Regions from separate parts of the Homo sapiens genome. Here region 1 is linked to region 2. A link is an interaction called in ENCODE POLR2A ChIA-PET data of the cell type or tissue named here. Cell type or tissue: A673. All regions are shown on one strand. Each heading gives the region's core, and the rest is flanking DNA. Links, peaks and the distances in the headings are about the cores only.

Region 1 (2,914 bases), core at 330-2,829, 65 kb before region 2:
GTTTCACTTCTGTCACCCAGGCTGGAGTGAAGTGGTGCGATCTTGGCTCACTACAACCTCTGCCTCCCAGGCTCAAGTGATTCTCCTGCCTTAGCCTGTCAAGTAGCTGGGACTATAGGCGTGCACCACCATGCCTGGCTAATTTTTTGTATTTTTAGTAGAGATGGGGGGGGTTTTACCATGTCGCCCAGGCTGGTCTTGAACTCCTAGACTCGAGCAATTCACCCGCCTCAGCCTCCCATAGTGCTGAGATTACAAGTGTGAGCCACTGCGCCCAGCCTCTGTTTCTTTTTTGATCTAGTCTCTTGCTTTTCTATCAGTTATAGAAAGTGGGGTATTGAAGCCTACTGTTACAGTAGGCCATCTGTTCCTCCCTTCAGTTCTGTCAGTGTTTGTTCATATATTTAGGAGCTCTTATGTTTGCGGTGTGTGTGTGTGTGTGTGTGTGTGTGTGTGTTTGTGTATGTTTATAATTGCTATATCTCATTGGTGAATTGATCCTTTTAAAAATATATAATGTTCTTTGTCTTTTGTACCAGTTTTTGACTTAAAGTCTATTTTGTCTGATATTAGTATAGTCACCCCTACTGTCTTCATTACTATTTGCATGGAATATCTTTTTCTGTCCTTTCTTTGTCAACCTGTGTGTGCTTAGATCTAAAGTGAGTCTCTTGTAGACAGTATGTAGATGGACTCTTTTTTTTAAATTCATTCTGGCAATCTGTCTTGATTTGGGAGTTAAAATTCATTTACATTTAAAGTAATTACTGATGGGGAAGGACTTACTGTTGCCATTTTGTTGTTTTCTGTATCTCTTATAGGCTCTTTTTGTCCCTCATTTACGCCCTTACTGTGTTTCTTTGAGTTCAGTTGATTTTGTTTTTCTTTTTCTTTTTTTTTTTTTTTTTTTGACACGGAGTCTCGCTCTGTCACCCAGGCTGGAGTGCAGTGGCATGATCTCGGCTCACTGCAACCTCTGCCTCCCAGGCTCAAGCGATTCCTCTGCCTCAGCCCCCTAAGTAGCTGGGACTACAGGCACGTGCCACCACGCCCACCCAGCTAATTTTTGTATTTTTAATAGAGACAGGGTTTCACCATATTGGCCAGGCTGGTCTCGAACTCCTGACCTTGTGATCCGCCCGCCTCAGCCTCCCAAAGTGCTGGGATTACAGGTGTGAGCCACCGCGCCCAGCGAGTTCAGTTGATTTTTTTATAGTGGCGTGTTTGGTTCCCTTCTCACTTCCTTTTGTGTATATTCTGTAGATATTTCCTTTGTGTTACCATGAGACTTAGATAAAACATCCTAATGTTATAACAACCTATTTTAAACTGATAACTTTAATTGCATACAAAAGACGTCCTTTACAGCTCCGTCTCTTCTTTATGTTATTGCTGCCACAAATTACATCTTTATATATTGTGTACCCACTAGCAAAGATTTATAGTTTTTTATGCTTTTCTATTTTAAGTCCTGTAAAATAATAAGGGGAGTTACGAACCAAAATTGCAATAATACTGATTTTTATATTTGTCTATGTGTTTACCTTGAAAGGAAAAATGTATATTTTTATACATCTTTGAGTTACTGTCTAGTGTTGTTTACTTACAACCTGAAGGAAGGGACTCCTTTTAACGTTTCTTGCAGGGTAGGTCTAGTGGTAATGAATTCCTTCAGCTTTTGTTTATTTAGGGATATCTTAGTTTCTCCCTTGATTTTGAAGGATAGTTTTACCAGATACAGAATTCTTGGCTGGGCGTGGTGGCTCACACCTGTAATCCCAGCACTCTGGGAGCCTGAGACAAGCTGATCACTTGAGCTCAGGAGTTCGAGACCAGCCGGGGCAACATGGCAAAACTCCATCTCTACAAAAAATAGAAAAATTAGCTGAATGTGATGGCTCATGCATGTAGTCCCAGCTGCTCAGGAGGCTGAGGTGGGAGGATCCCTTGACTACAGGAGGTAGTGTAGTACTGCAGTGGGCTGAAATCACACCACTGCACTCTAGCCTGGGTGACAGAGTGAGACCCTGTCTCAAAAAAAAGAAAGAAATCTTGGTTGACAGGTTTTTCTTTCATCACTTTAAATATATCATTCTATTGCCTTCTAACTGCAGAGTTTCTGCTTAGATTGTCCTGGCAGGGGTAGAGAGAGACTACTAGTAAAGTACTGTACAGTTTTTTGGAAGGCATTGGTAACCACTGTTTATAAACCAAGTCTTCCCCACCTGCCTGTGTACTGTTCCTCTCAGACAGGCAGAAATTATTGAATCAAACTCCATACTGTCTCTTTCTGTGATCTTCCCCTATTGCAGCAGCAGAAGTCCTCTGACGTAAGACTCCCCCTGGAGCAGGTAGAGTGTTGTTTGGAGTGATGTAGATGTCTATTACTTGTACATTAAAGGATTACAGAGATGTTTGGTAAGTCCAAAGGGGTAGGATTACCCAGTGTAGTCATGGGCTAGAAATGTTGCAAAAATACCTGAGCCAAGGTCTCAAGTTGGCTGACTTTGTACTATTAAGCTACAGACATGCACTTCATATGTTCATCAGTTTTTCAATTAGCAATAATCACTCCTTGAGTAAACCTCATTGGCTATGATACTGCCACTGCGCAAAGCTTGTTCATCAGTTTTTGAAGAAAATGGAGTATGTCACAGGATTACTTGCGTGCCTTGTTTTAAGCAAGCTCAACATATAAAAGTAATGGTTTCACCAAAACTTGAAGGTTATTGTTTGGTAAGAGATTCAGCAGAAGACTTTAAAAACATTTTTGTTACTTTAAAGAAGGACTCGAATTACAAAGTTTGAAGAAGCAACTAGTAAAAACACCACTCACTTTAGAAGAAGAGGGTTTAGGTCTGTTCTCCCAAAGACTGGTTCTTACAAAACCCAGGGTCCTGGGCCCAAAGGTTCT
Region 2 (2,914 bases), core at 232-2,731:
TATTTATTTTTTATTTTTTAGAGACAGGGTCTCTCCCTTTGTCTTACAGGCTGGAGTACAGTGGCACCATCACAGCTCACTGCAGCCTGGACCTCCTGGGGCTCAAAGGGTCCTCCCTCCTCAGCCTCCCGAGGTAGCTGGGACTATAGGTGCAGGCCACCACGCTCGGCTAATTTTTTTTCATTTTTGTACAGACGGAGTCTCACTATGTTGGTTGCCTAGGCTGGTCTCAAACTCCTGAGCTCAAGTGATCCTCCGGCCTCAGCCTCCTGAATTGCTGGGATTACAGGCGTGGGCCACCGCTCCCGGCCTACAATAATTTTTAACATGCTATATTATGTTGGCTTTTTTTAAAATCTGGTATGGCTGTGTTCCGGGCTGGATCTCTAAAGTGTGTCGTCGAATACACAGTCTCATCTCCTGTCCGCCTAAGTCTTCTCAGCCCTAGCGCCTAAGGGCCAACTAAGACCTAAGACCCGGTCACTGCCCCCAAGAGGCTCAGTTTGGTGATGAAGCCAGACACAAAACAGACAGAGAGCAAGGTCGAAGGTGCCATGAAATAAGTCGCCCCAGGTGGCTCTGGGCGGGCCTAACCCAGGACAGGCTCTCCAGGAAGACTTCCTGGAGGAGGCGGGCCTCAGCTGGACCGCAGGCGGCCAGGAGGAGCTGGGGGTGGTGGTGGTGGGGGCGAGGGTGAAGGTGGTTGGAGATCGGGGGAGAGTGTGAAGAGGAGGACGAGGCCCGGACCTGGGCCTTTCCAGGCAGGCGGCCCAAACGGATCTACGCAGCCAGCCACCCCTCCCAGCTGGGGTCGGCGCGTCCCCCTCCAGGCCGGTGTGGGGAGAGTCTGGCCGTCTGGAGGCCCGGGGCAGCAGGACTGGGAGAGCCGCGGTCTCCTTCCTGTCCCCTGCTCCCGGCAGACCCGCGTTTCCAGGGCCCTGTCCTTTACCCGGGGCGGCCGTCCTCCCATGCCCAGCCTCTGCGAGGCCACCGCTCCCCGCAGCGCCGGTGTCACGGCCCCACGGAGGGCCAGGAGCCTCCAGGGCGCCCCAGCGGCGGGGTGGACGCTGCCAGGCGGTACCACGGCAGGGCCCGCGCCGCCCATCCCGCGCCACGCCCCCACCTCCGCCGGCACCGTTGCCAGCAGCCCGGCTGCGAGCCCGCCGGCGCCCGGCCACCCGCCCGCTGCGTCGCCTGGCAGCGCGCCTGCAGCTGAGTCAGCCTGTGAGTCAGCGCCCCCTGACCGCGCCGCGTCTGGGCCCGGGAGGGACGCAGACGGCGCGGGCGGGGAGGGGGGAGACGAGGAGGGGGAAGGCGGGAAGGACGCGGAGAGGGGCAGGGGGAAGAGGAGGGGGCGGGGCAGGCAACTCGGAGACGGGGAGAGGTGGTGGGGGAGGAGGAGGAGGAGGCAGCAACTCGGGGAGGGGATGAGGAGAGACAGGAGCAGAAGGAGGGAGGGAGGGCAAGCGGGGAGAGGTAGAGGGGAGGCTACCCAGGAACCAGCTCATGCTCAGAGTGTCTCGAAGTCAGGCCTGCACAAGGTTGCCTGAGGCTCCCAGGAGTGTGGCCTGCAGCCTGGGGCACACTGTCTTGGTGATCCAGGTTTTGGCCTATGGAAAGTCTACACTGTGGCTTAAGGTGGTCCTGTTCAAACTTTATTTCAAAAACCTCAACCCTGTATTTATCTTAAGAAGTACACTTTACATCGCAACAAGGTTCCACAAAACCATATTTCTCCCTATACAGGAATGCAGGGATGCACTCTTTACACTATCTGTTCTGGGTCTTTTTGTTGTTGGTGGTGGTTTTTGATGATGATGATGAAACACTAAACTGATTTTATGATCTATTAATAGGTTGCAACCTGCTGTATGAAGAACACCTTTGAAGGTATCAGACGTATCTGTCTTTTCTCTTAAATACAATGCACAGCAGCAGGAAAGGGCCTGCTCACCTGCTGGCCAGAGGCTTCCTGGCTCTCAGCCTCCTTGACTACTTTTTTTGAGACAGGGTCTTGCAGTGTCACCCAGGCTGGAGTGCAGTGGCGCGAACACGGCTCACTGCCGCCTCAACGTCCCAGGTGCAAGTGATCATCCTGCCTCAGCCTCCCAAGTAGCTGGGACTACCGGCATGGACCGCCACACCTGGCTAATTTTTTAATTTTTTGTAGAGATGGGGTCTCACTATGTTGTTCAAGCTGGTCTCAAAAAACTCCTGGGCTCAAGCGATCCTCCTGCCTCAGCCTCCCAAAGTGCTGGGATCCACAACTCCCAATGATTCCCAGGGACCTGAGACAGAGCCTCCATGGGCAATAAACACACCATGGTTTGTGTTTGTTTGTGTTTGGATGTGCATTGAATCCTGGTAACTGTGATTACCTGGGGTGGGAGGGCACTGGGGATGAGGGAGGACTTTTCACTGTACTTTGCTGCTGTTTGAATTTTTGTCACGTATATATTACTTAAAAATGTTTATTTAAAAGCATTTCAGACCTACAAAAAGGTGTCAGAAACAAATGTGACACACAGTCACGCTGCCTTTCTCCCCATTCCACACCCTGCAGAAATCTCTAGCTAGCTTCAGTACTTCTCTGAGGAGTGAGGAGTGGATGAAGCCTCAGAATGCTTTATTTTATATATAATTTTTTTTCCTTTTTTTTTTTTTTTGAGATGAAGTCACACAGTATTGCCCAGGCTGGTCTCAAATTCCTGGGCTCAAGCAATCCTCCTGCCTTGCTCAAGCATGAGCCAGTATGCCTGGCCAAGGAGCTGATTTCTGATCTAGGTCTTGAAATTTTTTTTCTTTTTCTTTTCTTTTCTTTCTTTTTTTTTTTTTTTTGGTAAACTTTTGTTTTAGGTTCACGGTGTATGTGCAGGTTTGTTATATAGGTAAACTTGTATCATGGGGGTTTGTG

The links. ChIA-PET counts read pairs that join two places held together with the same protein. Peaks named below come from ENCODE experiments on the same cell type or tissue, not always from the same donor. Only the 100,000 strongest peaks of a DNase experiment are listed, where the experiment ranks them.
Region 1: POLR2A ChIA-PET joins it to region 2 with 8 read pairs; 4 of 35 experiments call an interaction of 5 or more read pairs at or near these places.

Annotation. Positions count from the first base shown.
Region 1 is chr2:127,471,939-127,474,852 of GRCh38, reverse strand. It overlaps the pseudogene RNU4-48P. Among named protein-coding and RNA genes, the nearest start is that of MIR4783, 50 kb to the right of the region's middle. In A673, for the core only: no CTCF peak of the experiment used is centred there; no DNase peak of the experiment used is centred there.
Region 2 is chr2:127,406,444-127,409,357 of GRCh38, reverse strand. LOC124908047 (translation initiation factor IF-2-like) reads left to right here. Exons shown (of 3, transcript XM_047446883.1): 2 at 599-1,224; 3 at 1,857-2,914. The coding sequence ends at 1,888. Among named protein-coding and RNA genes, the nearest start is that of PROC, 11 kb to the left of the region's middle. RefSeq lists a silencer at 911-1,350. In A673, for the core only: no CTCF peak of the experiment used is centred there; a DNase peak (open chromatin) is centred at 1,237; H3K4me3 peaks cover 554 bases; H3K27ac peaks cover 1,319 bases.